Linked DNA regions of Homo sapiens: regions 2, 3, 4 and 5 are each linked to region 1. The links are chromatin contacts, found by Hi-C or POLR2A ChIA-PET in ENCODE. All regions are on one chromosome and are shown on one strand. The core of a region is the stretch at or near the end of the contact, and the rest is flanking DNA. Distances in the headings are between cores, read along the strand shown.

Region 1 (2,700 bases), core at 151-2,650:
GCAATTCTCCTGCCTCAGCCTCCCAAGTAGCTGGGATTACAGACATGCACCACCACGCCCAGCAATTTTGTATTTTTAGTAGAGATGGGGTTTATCCACGTTGGTGAAGCTCGTCTCGAACTCCCGACTTCATGTGATCCGCCCGCCTCAGCCTCCCAAAGTGCTGGGATTACAGGTGTGAGCCACCGCGCCGGGCCTGGAGCTGCATTTTTGTTGTAAGCACTTTGTTCTTACTTGGATTAGGTTTATTTTAGGGTGGTTTGGGGCAGACTGAGGGAGATTGGAAGGCAGAAACCACCCCCTCAGGACAACCACGTGGATCTCCTTAGGGTCTGGGTAGTGGAACTGGGCCCTGTGACCTTGGAGTTGGAGGGGAAGCTGTAAGCAGGGATGGAACGGGCCACCCGCACCCTCACACAGCTGTGACCAACAGGCACGGTCATCCGCATTCACCTGCCCAACTCCCATGCCCTGAGTCCTGTCCTCCAGGGCATTCCTACTGGCACTACCCCAATTTCCCAAAAGATTCCAGGGATCTCTCTCTCGCTCTCTCTTTTTTTTTTTTTACAGTCTCACTCTGTTGCCCAGGCTGGAGTGCAGTGGCTGATCTCAGCTCACTGCAACCTCCACCCCCTGGGTTCAAGCGATTTTCCTGCCTCAGCCTCTTGAGTAGTTTGGGATTACAGGCGTGCGCCACCACGCCCAGCTAATTTTTGTATTTTTAGTAGACGGGGTTTTGCCATGTTGGCCAGACTGATCTCAAACTCCTGACCTCAAGTGATCCTCCCGCTTTGGCCTCCCAAGGGAGGGTTCCTTCCTCCCAGGCTGAGGCACCCTGCCCCACACATCTACTGGAGGAACTTAGTGTTGGGGCCAGGGGGTGGCTGGGTAAGGCTGGATCCCACACTTGTCAGGCCAGGTTGGGGTAGGGGAGGATACACGGGGGACCCGTCTCTCAGCCGTTCTGGGCCGGTGCCTGAGGCGATCTGCCCCGCCGCCCGCCCTTCCGCCACCACCCAAGTCGCATGCGCGCGCCGGGGCCGACGGGCGCCAGGCTCCACCGAGCCACCCTCCGTCGTGGCGGCCCCTCGTGCCTCTGCGGAGGGAAGGCCGCCGGCTTCGCCAGGGGGCGCGCGTCGGGGTCGCGGCTCTTTGAACTCGGCCCCACGAGGGGACGCGCCATCGGTTTCGTGGCTTGCGTGGCGCCGCAGCAACGAGCCGGTCGCCCCGGGGCGTTGCTTAGTCCGGGCCTCGCTGCGAGTCTGTGGGCGAGGCGGGAGGTGCTTCCTTGGCCAGGCGGGTGGAGGAAGGTGTGGGCGCCGCATCCCAGCGTCGCGGAGCCTCCAGGCGCGGGCAGGCGAGACTGGCGTGCAGCGCGACGGCCTAGTCCCGGCGTCCCACCGTCCCCCACTCCCGCAGGCGCCGAGCCGATTCAGCCGCGCGGCTGCAGTGACACCCAGCGGCCGTCGCGGGAAGTGCGGTCGCCGCGGCCAGGCCTCCGGGGCTCCTGTCTCTCGAGGTTCCCACCCCGGTTACGCGCGGGCACCCCGGAGGAGAGCGGCCGCGCGCTGCAGATGCCCGCGGGGGCACTTCCCCTGCCCCTCCCCCGTTTCCTCCCCGCAGGCGCCCGAGCGCCGGGAGATCCTGCGCAGCGGCAGTGCCCGGAAGGGCGGGGCGGGGTGCAGCAGCGGCGCTGGGCTGTGACCCGGGCAGTTTCACTTCTGGATCCTGCTCGGGCTGTGATAGGACAGCGCGGGGGCAGCGGGGGAACACGCGGGCACGCCGAGATCCGGCGCTCGGGACCCCGATGAGGGGAGGCCTTTCACTCCTGGGGTGTCACGCGACCCACGCTTTCCTCCATGTCCACTCCCACCCCCCATGGGTTCCACTTTGCTGTCCCCCGAGCTGCCGCTCCTCCCCAGCAGACACCGTCTCCGCCGGGGCTGCCGACCCCCGGAGAGGCCCCGAGCGGCGTGGGCGGCGGGAGGAGGGAGCTGTGAAGCCGCAGGCAGGGGGTTAGGCTGCGGGCTGCTGAGACGCCGAGCTGTTTCTCAGAAGTGCAGCTGCCCCTCCCCTCACACCCCCCTCACTCCCACCGCGCGCCGCACCCCTGCCCCCTCTCCGCCGGCCTCCCTTTCCTCTCCCAGGCACCCTAGCCGGGAATCTGGGGTCTGGGTCCACGCAGAATTAAGAGGAGAACCTGAGAAAGGGCGGGGGCCGGGGGTTCAGACCCAGCCTCAGCGCGCGTTATTCCGAGCCTCCTATAATTCCACAGGTGAGGGGATCCTGTCCCCTACCCCTGGGGTCCAGGATTGGAATTTGATAGAACAGTTAGGAAAATGACATCTTGAGAGAGTCAGGGCCCGGCCACTATTACTCTAGCTCCAGCGTCCAGTGAGGAGAGGAGAGAGAGGGAAGACCTGGAGCCCGGCTGGTGCAGTGAGGTTGAGGCCTGTCTTAGGAGTACCAGCTGGAAGGCCCTTCAGAGATCCCTGACTCTGGGGAAAATCAACGCCCAGAAGGGGAAGTCAAGTGTCTGGGCTCATCCCGAGAGGGAGAGGGCTGGGATTGGAACCAGGACTCCAAATAGTTGCGGGAGTCTGCGACTGTCTTTTGCTTGGGACTTCAGAGCTTTGCTGGATTCACTGACTCAGCCTGCTTTCCCTCAACACACACAAACACACACACACGAGACACGTG
Region 2 (2,700 bases), core at 115-2,614, 260 kb after region 1:
ATTGCACTCCACCCACTCCAGCCTGGGCAACAAGAGCCAAACTCTGTCTTAAAAAAAAAAAAAAAAAGTGCCTGACATATAAGAGGTGTGCAATGCAATAGTTGCCAGGCAACATGTTTAAGAATGTGGAGCTCCTGCCTTCCATGGTCCTGTTAAAAACCCACCCTCAAGGCCAGGTGCAGTGGCTCATGCCTATAATCCCAGCACTTTGGGAGGCCGAGGCGGGTGGATCACCTGAGGTCAGGAGTTCGAGACCAGCCTGACCACCAACATGGTGAAATCCCACCTCTACTAAAAATACAAAATTAGATGAGCATGGTGGTGCATGCCTGTAATCCCACCTACTTGGGAGGCTGAGGCAGGAAAATCACTAGAACCAGGGAGGCGGAGGTTGTAGTGAGCCGAGATCGTGCCATTGCACTCCAGCCTGAGCAATGAGCGAAACTCCATCTCAAAAAAACAACAACAAAAACCCACCCTCTACTCCCAGGGAGCTGGGTACAGAGCTGGGCCACATCAGTGCAAGGTGCTGAGCCACAGAGCTAAGGCGGAGCTGCAGGACCGCGGACCAGATAACAGTGTGTGAGATCAGTGTGTGAGATCAGACGTCCCTGCCATTGGTGACCACCAGGGGGCCCCCAAGCACCAGAGATGGCCCCATCCAGTCACCACATCCACTTCTCATCCAGAGATGTCTGTTTCTTGGCACGCTGGGGTAAATTAGGACAGAAGGTGACAGTCTTGGGTGTGGTCAGTCAGACTGCCCCAGGCAGGCCTTGTGGCCTGTAGAAAACGTTCAGGCCTAGGCCGGGCACGGTGGCTCACGCCTGTAATCCCAGCACTTTGGGAGGCCGAGGCGGGTGGATCACGAGGTCAGGAGATCGTGACCATCCTGGCTAACACGGTGAAACCCCGTCTCTACTAAAAATACAAAAAATTGGCCGGGCATGGTGGCGGGCACCTGTAGTTCCAGCTACTCGGGAGGCTGAGGCAGGAGAATGGCGTGAACCCGAGAGGCAGAGTTTGCAGTGAGCCGAGATCGCGCCACTGCACTCCAGCCTGGGCGACAGAGCAAGACTCCATCTGGAAAAGAAAAAGAAAACGTTCAGGTCTGAGCCAGAGGCCCAGGCTGTAATTCTGTCACTTACCATGACCTTGGGCAAGGCACTTCCTTCCCTGGCCCAGTTCACGGGGTTGGAATCGACTCCAAGGTCCCTTCCAGCATTAACGCTGCATGGTTCTAAGATGAGAAGATGGGGCAGTTTCCCCTCTCTCACCCCAGCCCGTGTCCACTTCAAGGTGAATGACCAGGGAAGTCACGTGTCCCAATCCCGCAGTTCCAAAGCCCTTGGGGACCCTACTGTCAGGGTCGTGCACGAGGAGGTGAAGGTCAGGTGAGCCAATCGCCTCGAAGGGTCTTGCCTCATTCGGGACAGACATCCGGTTTCCTCTGGCTCTACCGGGATTCTAGGGGCTTTAGCCGAATGAGTCATGGGGGGCGGGGGGGTTTCTGGGGGAGTTCCCAGCTAATCAACTTGGGACAGGACAGCCTGGAACTTTCGATGGTGCCTATCCAAGTGTGGGGTGGGCACAGCAGCCAAGACCCAATGTCCTTATCTCAGGTAGGGGCTCAGGAGGTCTCCCAGACAGGCAGCCTCCGGAGAGTTTGGGGGTAGGAATGGGAGCAACCAGCTTCTTTTTTTCTCTCTTAGAATTTGGGGGCTTGGGGGACAGGCTTGAGAATCCCAAAGGAGAGGGGCAAAGGACACTGCCCCCGCAAGTCTGCCAGAGCAGAGAGGGAGACCCCGACTCAGCTGCCACTTCCCCACAGGCTGCTGCCGCTTCCAGGCGTCTATCAGCGGCTCAGCCTTTGTTCAGCTGTTCTGTTCAAACACTCTGGGGCCATTCAGGCCTGGGTGGGGCAGCGGGAGGAAGGGAGTTTGAGGGGGGCAAGGCGACGTCAAAGGAGGATCAGAGATTCCACAATTTCACAAAACTTTCGCAAACAGCTTTTTGTTCCAACCCCCCTGCATTGTCTTGGACACCAAATTTGCATAAATCCTGGGAAGTTATTACTAAGCCTTAGTCGTGGCCCCAGGTAATTTCCTCCCAGGCCTCCATGGGGTTATGTATAAAGGCCCCCCTAGAGCTGGGCCCCAAAACAGCCCGGAGCCTGCAGCCCAGCCCCACCCAGACCCATGGCTGGACCTGCCACCCAGAGCCCCATGAAGCTGATGGGTGAGTGTCTTGGCCCAGGATGGGAGAGCCGCCTGCCCTGGCATGGGAGGGAGGCTGGTGTGACAGAGGGGCTGGGGATCCCCGTTCTGGGAATGGGGATTAAAGGCACCCAGTGTCCCCGAGAGGGCCTCAGGTGGTAGGGAACAGCATGTCTCCTGAGCCCGCTCTGTCCCCAGCCCTGCAGCTGCTGCTGTGGCACAGTGCACTCTGGACAGTGCAGGAAGCCACCCCCCTGGGCCCTGCCAGCTCCCTGCCCCAGAGCTTCCTGCTCAAGTGCTTAGAGCAAGTGAGGAAGATCCAGGGCGATGGCGCAGCGCTCCAGGAGAAGCTGGTGAGTGAGGTGGGTGAGAGGGCTGTGGAGGGAAGCCCGGTGGGGAGAGCTAAGGGGGATGGAACTGCAGGGCCAACATCCTCTGGAAGGGACGTGGGAGAATATTAGGAGCAGTGGAGCTGGGGAAGGCT
Region 3 (2,818 bases), core at 190-2,689, 420 kb after region 1:
CAGTCTGTTTTATTTTCAACCCCCTACACCCTTCACACTCCCCAATTCGCCCTTCCTAACCAACAATTCCCAAATCCTGCCCAGAGAGAAGGTTACCAAGGCAACCGGCTTAATCTGGTAACTGTGGCATGTGCTGGGAGAGAAGCCCTTCCCTCTTCCTATTCAGTTCATAAAATGCTACCTGGGGAGCTCCAACCCATTCCAGCCACTTTCCCCTTTCAAGCCAGGGGATATTGGAGTGTCCAATAAGGGGAGCACAGGAAGCTGATACTCAGACCTCTAATACAGCTTCTTAGCCAAAATTGTGCGCTGTCTTCTTTTTACTGTTTCCAAATCCACAAACAGATGGGTGTGCAAAGCTTTATTTCTGTGAACACATGCTCTAGCACACATGGGAACAGATATGCACATACATTGATACGTATGTCATACACACCCTGTTCAGTTTTACTACCACTCCCAGCCATTAGCATTCCTGTCTCTGCCTGGTTGGTGCTCGGTAAACAGGGGTGGGGCATTGTCCAGAGAGCCTCAACCCATCGAGAACCTGCTGCCACTCCCACACCTTGTAAGTCTAACCTGGATGTTCTCACACTTAGCATGGCTTTACGATGCACCCCCCTCCTCCCCCACACTCCTTCTGGGGCAGCATATCCTTAAGGACAGAATGCTCCTGGTGTGGGCATCAGGAGTAAGGATTACTTGGAGTGCTAATTGGCACCACTTTTCCCACTCCATGGCCATGTACACTTGGGCTCTGTGCTTGATGATAGTCGGCAGTTCTGGGGCTTGTCACCTGTCTCCATGGCCCTGCTTCCTTCTGCTGCCAGCTGGGCTCAGGTGCCCTTGTGCTCCTGGTCTCCTCCCCACTGCCTATTATCCCCTCCTCACCCCAGCTAGACCTGCCACAACCTGCTGCTCCCTGCCTGGCTCCTACCTGCCTGCCAGTACCTGCCCACAGACCAGGCCCACACCACCTATTGTGCCCTACCAGAGAGGACAGATGGGCACCGCCTCCAGTGGCAATGCTAATTCACCCAAGAGGCCTTCCCAGCTCTTCTCACAGAAGGAAGATAAACTCCACATATTTCTGTGAGTATGAGAAAGGTGCACACTCTTGGGTTCAGCAATCTGTAGGCCTGACTTGGGTACACAGGTAGGTGAGTGAAGGTGTCCAGGCCACAGACCTGTCCTGACTCTTTGAAATGATGCTGAGACCCGGTTATCCCTTGAGCCAGGAATCCTTCCCCATTGGTAAATCTCTGACTTACCTTTGCCCTTAATTTCTTCTGCTTAGAACCCAAGTCCCTTACTGTTTCCCTCGCGGTCAACCCCAGCGCGCGAGTTCAAGCCTCGTGCGGCGCGGGGGCGAGCCGAGGAAGGGTAGGGGCGGGGACTGGGCGGGGACTGGAGGAGGGGGCGCGGTCTCGGTTCTGCCACCTTCCCCCTCTTCACGGCCAGGAGCGCAGCCGCCGCCGCCGCCGCCGCCGCGTCCTCTCAGCCTTGCGCTCCGCCCGCTGCCTCTGCCGCCGCAGCGCAGAGCCGGGCGCACCGGCCCCGCAGCCTGCCCACTCTTCGGGCCGCGTGCCGGCTGCAGCCGGCATGGGGGGTTGCTGAGAGCGAGCACTCCTTTCCTCTGGCACCTCCCCCGGCTACTGGCCACTGGACTCTGGCCAGCGAGGCTCGGCCCCTCTGGCCCCCAGTCTGGCGCCTGGCACGGCCCTCTACTCTGCTCCTCCAGCTCTGAGCATCGTGTCTTCGCCGCCCCCCCCGCCCGCGCCTGGGATACCTGGGTCCCCCGGCGACCCCTAGGAGAGGGGCGGGGGGGGGCATGAAGCCGCTGGAGAAATTTCTGAAGAAGCAGACGTCGCAGCTGGCGGGCCGAACGGTGGCGGGAGGTCCCGGCGGGGGTCTGGGGAGCTGCGGTGGGCCTGGAGGGGGTGGGGGACCCGGCGGGGGCGGCGGTCCAGCCGGGGGACAGCGGTCGTTGCAGCGGCGTCAGAGCGTGTCTCGCCTGCTGCTCCCCGCTTTCCTCCGGGAGCCCCCCGCCGAGCCGGGGCTGGAGCCGCCCCCTGAGGAGGAAGGAGGAGAGCCGGCGGGGGTCGCGGAGGAGCCGGGCAGCGGGGGGCCCTGCTGGCTGCAGCTGGAGGAGGTGCCGGGGCCCGGGCCTCTCGGGGGAGGGGGGCCCCTGCGCTCCCCTTCCTCCTACTCATCTGACGAGCTGTCCCCAGGCGAGCCCTTGACTTCGCCGCCCTGGGCCCCTCTGGGCGCCCCCGAGCGGCCCGAGCATCTTCTGAACCGGGTTCTGGAGCGGCTTGCTGGAGGGGCTACCAGGGACAGCGCCGCCTCAGGTAAGGAGCCGGTGGGCTCGAACACCCAGAGCAGGGGCTGGCCCCGGCTCCTCTTCCTTGCCCTTGGAGCGTAGGGGTGGCGCCGTGCCGGGGCTTGGTTATAGGGTTGAGTGGTCCGCGGAAGCCGGCTAGGGGCCTAGCGGAGGTACAGACCCTCCCGCGGAAGAGGAGAGCAGTACTCACCTTCCTCCCTACAGCAGCCTCACCCTCGTCTGGAGAAGCAGCTGAGCCTCTTACTCTCCTTCAGCCACCCTTCCTTTCCCCTGGGCATTGGAGCCACTGACTCCCATGGGTCCCTGATGTTGAATACCTCCTCCTGTGGCCCCAAATTAGGGCCTGACACATTAAAATGGGAGCTGCCCAGCGCAGCCATGCCACCCGCCAGAGGTGCTTTAGCCCTGAAAACCCTGGGGTCCCTGACTGTTCAGAGGCCTACACAGCGCAGGCTGACCCACCCAGGGAGGCAG
Region 4 (2,700 bases), core at 56-2,555, 470 kb after region 1:
CCCTATGCCTGCTGTGTTCCCTGCCTTCTCTGATTAATAATAAAATTCCATTCATCCTTCAAGGCCCAGCTCCAAACCATTTAGGAAACCTCCTTCCATTCTTTAGCAGGAATTAATTGCTCCCTTGTCTGACGTCCCACAGCACTAATCACACGCTGACTTGTATCTCAGCTAGCTGTTTATGCCAGTCTGCCCACCAACGTAGTGAGTTCCCTGAGGGCAGAGGCTCTGTCTTAGTCACCTCTGTAGCCATCTCCTGGTGTTTAGCAGGTACTCAATGTGACATTTACTTGACTAGTGGGTGGTGCCTAGTACTACTCATGGCAGAATAGAAGGAAAACAAAAATAATAACAACTTATGCTCTATCACGTTTTCCCATTCATTAACTGATTTCAGCTTTGCAACAACTCTATGAGACAGACGGGACAGGCACTATTAGACCCATTTTACAGATAGGGTAGCTAAGGCCCAATGGCACACAGCTTGTAAGTAATGGGGACTAAGTCCCAATCTTGCCCCCTTACTTCGGATTCTGTGCTGGGAATGGAATTAAACCAAGAGTATTTTGAAGCTATAATGGAAAGCGCTTTTCTGGGTGGACTAGGGAGAGATACTTAGTCAGCTGTCAGGGTTTAACAGCAGCTCCATCAAAGAGGGCACAGGATTTCTCTCTCTGGCCCAAGCAGCTGGAGGGGTCCACAGCACCATCCTATAGCCCTGGAAGCTGGAGGAAACCCCAGCCCGAGAAAGAAGAGACGGTGTTCGAGTCAGGTGGGTAAGATGACGTAAATGATGACTTGTGAGCAGTGGCCTGCCTCTGTTGCCATGACAACCGGAGCTTGACTACTTGGCCTTTGCAAGGTTGGCCGAGGCGGGTTCTTCGTTAACTCGAGATTAAGGAAGGATATTTAGGGGGGAGGGTGTGTGTGTGTGCGGCGGATTAAAGACGAAAGGAGTATATTCAACAATGACTGTTTAGCTCAGTGGTTCTCCACCTTGGCAACACGTTAGAATCACCTGCAACAATTTCCTGATGCCTAGGCTGCACCCCAGAATTAAATTATAATTTCCAGGGGTGGGAACCAGGCATCATAGTATTTAAATCTTGCCAGGTGATTCCAATTGCAGCTAAAGTTGCAAACCCAGCTTTTAGCTGGTAAGCGGAATTCCTGTGACCTTCCTAAGATGGCGTCCACTCAACCGCTTCCGCCTTTACGTGGGCCGGCAGGGGGCGGGCTTCCCAGGGGCGCATGCGTCTCGCATCTCTCCGCTCCCTGCTCTCTCCTCCTTTTTCCCCCGCCTCCATTTTGTTCGCGGACGCTGGGGACGGTGGGAGCAGATCCATTTCCGGGTTGGCAAAAGGGGCGGTGGCGGCGGCGGCGGCGGCGGCGGCGGCGGCGACGGCGAGAAAGAGCTTGCCGGGGGGCGAGCAGGACAGGACGAAGCCGGAGTGTAGGCGGCAGAGGATTCGCTCCCAGAGCAGCTGCGGCCAGGTCGGAAAGAGGCCGGGGCGGCTGGGTCAGTCGCTGAAATGACCTGCGGACCTGAGTGGGAGGGAAAGTCGCGGGGAGGGGGGCTCGGGGCGGGGCTTGAGAAGAGAGGGGGGCATTAGAGGAGGGGCCGGAGGGGGAGAGGGGTCTTGCGGGTGGGGCCTGAGGGGCGGGGGGCCGGGGGACTGTATCGGAAGAACCTGGAGGAGAGAGGGCGTGGGGAATCTGGGGAGGAGTGGTCGAATATTGGTATGGGGCGAGCGGGGACTGGAAAAATGGGGAGGAACGTTTTTGAGAGACAGGCAATAAGGGCTCCTGAAGGGTTGGGTGAGTTAAGGCGGCAACTCTGTGAGGAACGAGGTAATCGTGCGCAAAAAGGGAGACGGGAACGGAGGACCTGTTGGGAACGGCTAATTAGCAGGATGCTGTGGGTGAGGAGTCCAGTGTGACATTTTGGGGATTGAGTTAGGTGAAAGCTAGTGTTTGGGAAGATGGCTCGGGAAACTGCTTACACTAGAGGGAATCTTGAGAGCGTTCTTTGAAAAGGAATCAGAATTTAGTTAAAGGTTGGATTGAGAATGTTAAGATGCGCATTGGAACGTCTGGAGTTGAGGGTTCATGTTGAAGTGGTGTGAAGTGAGGGAAGATGGAATTTTTTTTTTTTTGTTTTAAAGGTGGGGTCTGGCTATGTTGCTCAGACTAGTCTTGAACTCCTGGGCTCAAGCGATCTTCCCACCTTGGACTCCCAGAGTGCTGGGATTACAGGTGTGAGCCACTGCACCCGGCCAAGATGGAAATGTTAAAGTGTTCAGCATGGCAGTGTGTATGGTCGAGTTTTTTATCAGGAAGGAAAGTTCTTAAAAATAGCATTGAGGCAAGGAACTGATATGTGATGGAATTCTTTTTTCTTTTTTTTTCTTTTAAGAGACGTGGTCTCACTCTGTCGCCCGGGCTGGAGTGCAGTGGCATGATCATGGCTCCTTAAAGCCTCGACCTCCCGGGCTGAAGTGGTCCTTCCACCTAAGCCCCGCCAATAGCTGGGACCACAGGTGTGACCACTACTCCCGCCTAACGTGTGTGTGTGTATATATATATATATATATATATATATATATATATATATATATATGTATATATATATATTTTTTTGTTGTTGTTGTTGGAGACAGAGTCTTGCCCTGTTGTCCAGGCTAGTCTGGAATTCCTGGG
Region 5 (2,756 bases), core at 137-2,636, 350 kb before region 1:
ATCTTCGTGGATCAATTCAAATTATTTCCCAGTTCGCATAATAAGAAATCAAAGAATAGATTAAACTGACAACCCTTAAAAGTTTTCACACCCTGAACCTAGTTGTCGAGTTTCTTAAACTTTTGTCTCGCCGTCTTACAATTTCATCTCTCAAATGGAGATGAAGAAAAACACCGAGTGAGATTGTCCACTGAGCTGTGAGTGATCCCAGGTCAGCCTGGTTCTCTGCCAGAAAAGACCAGGTGACATTTACTCTTCCTGTAGAAGTTTCTTTCTCTTGACCCTCAAGGAACCTTCCAGTATATTGTTATACTACTGTAATTCATCAGTAGTTACAATATTTCACTTCCCAAAGGAATCTCTTCCTTGCAAGATGACTACTCTCTAAAGACGCTTTCAAGACCGTCCACTCCTCAATTCCAGGACAGTAAACCTCCCTCGCTAGAGGAGAAAAAGTTCCTGAAAGACAGACCGGAATGGATTTGCTGAACTTTCGTCCCAATCTCAAAGCATGTAGACATCCAAGGGTTCCCAAGGAACAATGAGCTACAGAAGTACAGACTAAACGGGAAAGCAGAGGAAGTATCAGAACAATACCCAAACCAAACACAGCACCGAAAACCCGTGGTAGCCTCTATCATCCCAAACTACCGTCCCCACTTCCCTAGTTTCACCAAGGTCTCAAACTCGGAGAAATGGTACCCATCCCCTAATTTCCTCCCTCAACAGACAACAAACGCGTCATGAAGGTAGCAGCGAGAAAAGCAGCAGGCTCTGGTGGACCGGAGCCGTGATGGCTGGGTGGAAGGAGGCAAGCCAAGGGTTGTGTAAAGAATGGAAAGCTGAGCGATCCTGGAGGAGGGTGGAATTAGGGCGCCCGAGCTAATCCCCCGCGGGGGCCCGCTGGTGGGAAGAGACGGGGGGCGAACCGGCGAGGGGACTGGGGGCACCGGGCTGCGCTGGGCTTCTGGGTCGCAAGAAAGGGGAGCGGAGTCTGGCAGCCCCGCCAGTGGGTGGGTGACGGCGCCTGCCAGGGAGGAGGCTCCGTGCGGAGCGGACGTTTTGGGATTAGAGCGCGCGACCCGCCCTCCTCACGCCGCCCGAGCCCCCCAAGCTCACACCTCAAACCTGCTCTTGGTCACTCCGTTCACGTCCCTCCTCATGGGGCCGGCGGGTGCGGCCCGGGCCGGGCGCTGCGGCGAGCGGAGTGCACAGACCGGGGGCCCAGGACAGGCCCGGGAGTTCCGGGACGGGGACTGGGCGCCGGAGGGGTGACGCCGGGACCGTGGGACGGGAACAAGAGACCTCTCGGCTCCGGCTAGGCCTCCACCACCTCCCGCGGCGCCGGCGGCCGCAACGACTGCTCGTCGCTAGCTCGGCTCTCTCCTCAGCCTCAACTTCAACCCAAAACAAAAACACTCCCCACCTGCCAGCAACGCCGCTGCTCATTGGACAGAGCCGCCCGGGCCTCGGAGCGCCCGGGAGGGGGAGGGGCGGGAGGGGAGGAGCGCGGCGGCGGCGGCGCGAGACCACCCCTCCCCCACACGGGGCCGGCCCTGACGGCGCTCCCGGGAGCAGCCGGTGCGCGGCGGCGGCACGACCCCCTGCGCCTCCGAGGCAGACGAGCCCATCGGGAGAAGGCGAGGCAGGGAAGTGCCTGTGCGTGTGGAAAAGGGGGTCTGTGGGGCGGATGCGAGTGCGCGCGTGCTCGCGGACCAGCGAGGGAGAGTAGAGCAGTACCGCACTCTGCGCGGGGGCCCCTCTTCTGCCCCGTGTCCCCCTCTCCTCCCTCCGCGGGCAAACAGGCACGCACCTGCCTGCACAGAACCTCAGCCTCTGCCCGCGCCCGTCGCCCCTCGTCACTTGTTCCCCAGGATCCTGTAAGGCACCCGCATCCTTCCCGGCCACCCAGCTCCCTTCCCCTGTCACTCACTGTCGCCTTGAACCCAAAGTGCAGCAGGCGGTCCCTGCTCGGAGCCATTTTCCTCCTCTTCTGGATGTGTCTAGATTGGGGCAGTGCGGCTGCCGCCGCGCCTCCGCGGTTGCCGCCGCCGCCGCCTCCCCCGCCTCCCCCGCCCCAGTGCATTACATTACGGGGTGCTGCAGGGAGGCCTGGGGGGCCGGGGCCGGACGCTTGTCTCCCTGTGCATGGCTCGGGAGGGCGAGGGTGGTTGCGCTGAGCAACAGGCCAAGTGCCCGCCCTGGTCCGGGGATGGCTGCGGAGCTGCACCTGAGGCCGGGGGTCGGGGGTGCAGGGCTGGAGCCGGGCAACCCTTCCTTTGGCCGGGGTCGGGGCGCGCGTCCGTGGGGGTGGGGCGGGCGAGACCGAAGAGCCTTTGGTTTTCCTTGCTCGGCCGCCGCCGGCGCCCAATGGGCTGCAGCGCCTGCCTGTCCGCCAATCAGGGCGCTGTTTGGTGAGAGCTTCGGCCTGACGTCACTTTGGCGGGAGAAACAAGCGTGTGTGAGCGAGTAGGCGGGGGCGTTTTCCCGATGGAAACACTTCATCAGACTCCCGGGCTCCTTGTATAGAAGCTGATCTGTGTCATCATATTATATTATGTTTTAACAACTCTGGCCTTCAAGGTCTCAGAATTTATGACCGAATTTCCACGAAGGAATAACACAGGATTTTGTAGTTTTGTTGCCCCTTCTATGAGCAACAAACTACAAAATTATGTCCTAAGAGTGAACTATTAGAAACTGTATAATAAATTCCAGCACACCTGGCAGGAGCAGCAGCACTGCTAATTGTATGC

Evidence for each region. Hi-C counts contacts between places; a loop is a spot of excess contacts on that map. ChIA-PET counts read pairs that join two places held with the same protein, here RNA polymerase II (POLR2A). Pooled maps may share reads with other maps.
Region 2: a pooled map shows a loop between it and region 1 (2.2-fold over the local background). The contact joins the promoter of PSMD3-AS1 here to the enhancer-like site in region 1. A Hi-C loop is called at or near these places in 5 of 50 pooled maps. POLR2A ChIA-PET finds 5 or more read pairs at or near these places in 3 of 52 experiments (Caco-2, H1 and activated B cell).
Region 3: a pooled map shows a loop between it and region 1 (3-fold over the local background). The contact joins the promoter of RAPGEFL1 here to the enhancer-like site in region 1. A Hi-C loop is called at or near these places in 1 of 50 pooled maps. POLR2A ChIA-PET finds 5 or more read pairs at or near these places in 3 of 52 experiments (RWPE1 and WTC11).
Region 4: a loop to region 1 is called in a pooled map, with 14 times the contacts of the local background. The contact joins the promoter of WIPF2 here to the enhancer-like site in region 1. A Hi-C loop is called at or near these places in 1 of 37 single-sample maps with no recorded cell type and 9 of 50 pooled maps. POLR2A ChIA-PET finds 5 or more read pairs at or near these places in 1 of 52 experiments (activated naive CD4-positive, alpha-beta T cell).
Region 5: a loop to region 1 is called in a map with no recorded cell type, with 15 times the contacts of the local background. The contact joins the promoter of FBXL20 here to the enhancer-like site in region 1. A Hi-C loop is called at or near these places in 3 of 37 single-sample maps with no recorded cell type and 11 of 50 pooled maps. POLR2A ChIA-PET finds 5 or more read pairs at or near these places in 4 of 52 experiments (H1, Panc1, activated CD4-positive, alpha-beta T cell and 1 more).

Annotation. Positions count from the first base shown.
Region 1 is chr17:39,752,896-39,755,595 of GRCh38, forward strand. No RefSeq gene overlaps it. Among named protein-coding and RNA genes, the nearest start is that of GRB7, 16 kb to the left of the region's middle. RefSeq lists silencers at 1,026-1,165, 1,206-1,255, 1,396-2,125 and an enhancer at 2,616-2,665. Within about 2 kb of position 1,401, at least 35 of the 41 ENCODE cell types and tissues checked have a DNase peak (open chromatin) inside an H3K27ac peak, as active enhancers do.
Region 2 is chr17:40,013,277-40,015,976 of GRCh38, forward strand. PSMD3-AS1 (PSMD3 antisense RNA 1) reads right to left here and starts at 1,365. Exons shown (of 3, transcript NR_198981.1): 1 at 1,278-1,365; 2 at 962-1,083. It overlaps CSF3 (colony stimulating factor 3), which reads left to right and starts at 2,164. Exons shown (of 5, transcript NM_172219.3): 1 at 2,164-2,238; 2 at 2,415-2,569. The coding sequence starts at 2,199. RefSeq lists an enhancer at 2,074-2,573.
Region 3 is chr17:40,176,031-40,178,848 of GRCh38, forward strand. It overlaps RAPGEFL1 (Rap guanine nucleotide exchange factor like 1), which reads left to right and starts at 1,440. Exons shown (of 15, transcript NM_016339.6): 1 at 1,440-2,351. The coding sequence starts at 1,832. RefSeq lists enhancers at 319-819, 820-1,320, 1,712-2,568, 2,569-2,818 and a silencer at 1,352-1,481.
Region 4 is chr17:40,217,999-40,220,698 of GRCh38, forward strand. It overlaps WIPF2 (WAS/WASL interacting protein family member 2), which reads left to right and starts at 1,306. Exons shown (of 8, transcript NM_133264.5): 1 at 1,306-1,494. RefSeq lists enhancers at 647-696, 1,137-1,246, 1,147-1,925.
Region 5 is chr17:39,400,240-39,402,995 of GRCh38, forward strand. FBXL20 (F-box and leucine rich repeat protein 20) reads right to left here and starts at 1,387. Exons shown (of 15, transcript NM_032875.3): 1 at 1,122-1,387. The coding sequence starts at 1,163. RefSeq lists silencers at 640-932, 997-1,426, 1,457-1,656, 1,687-1,766, 2,017-2,406 and 1 more.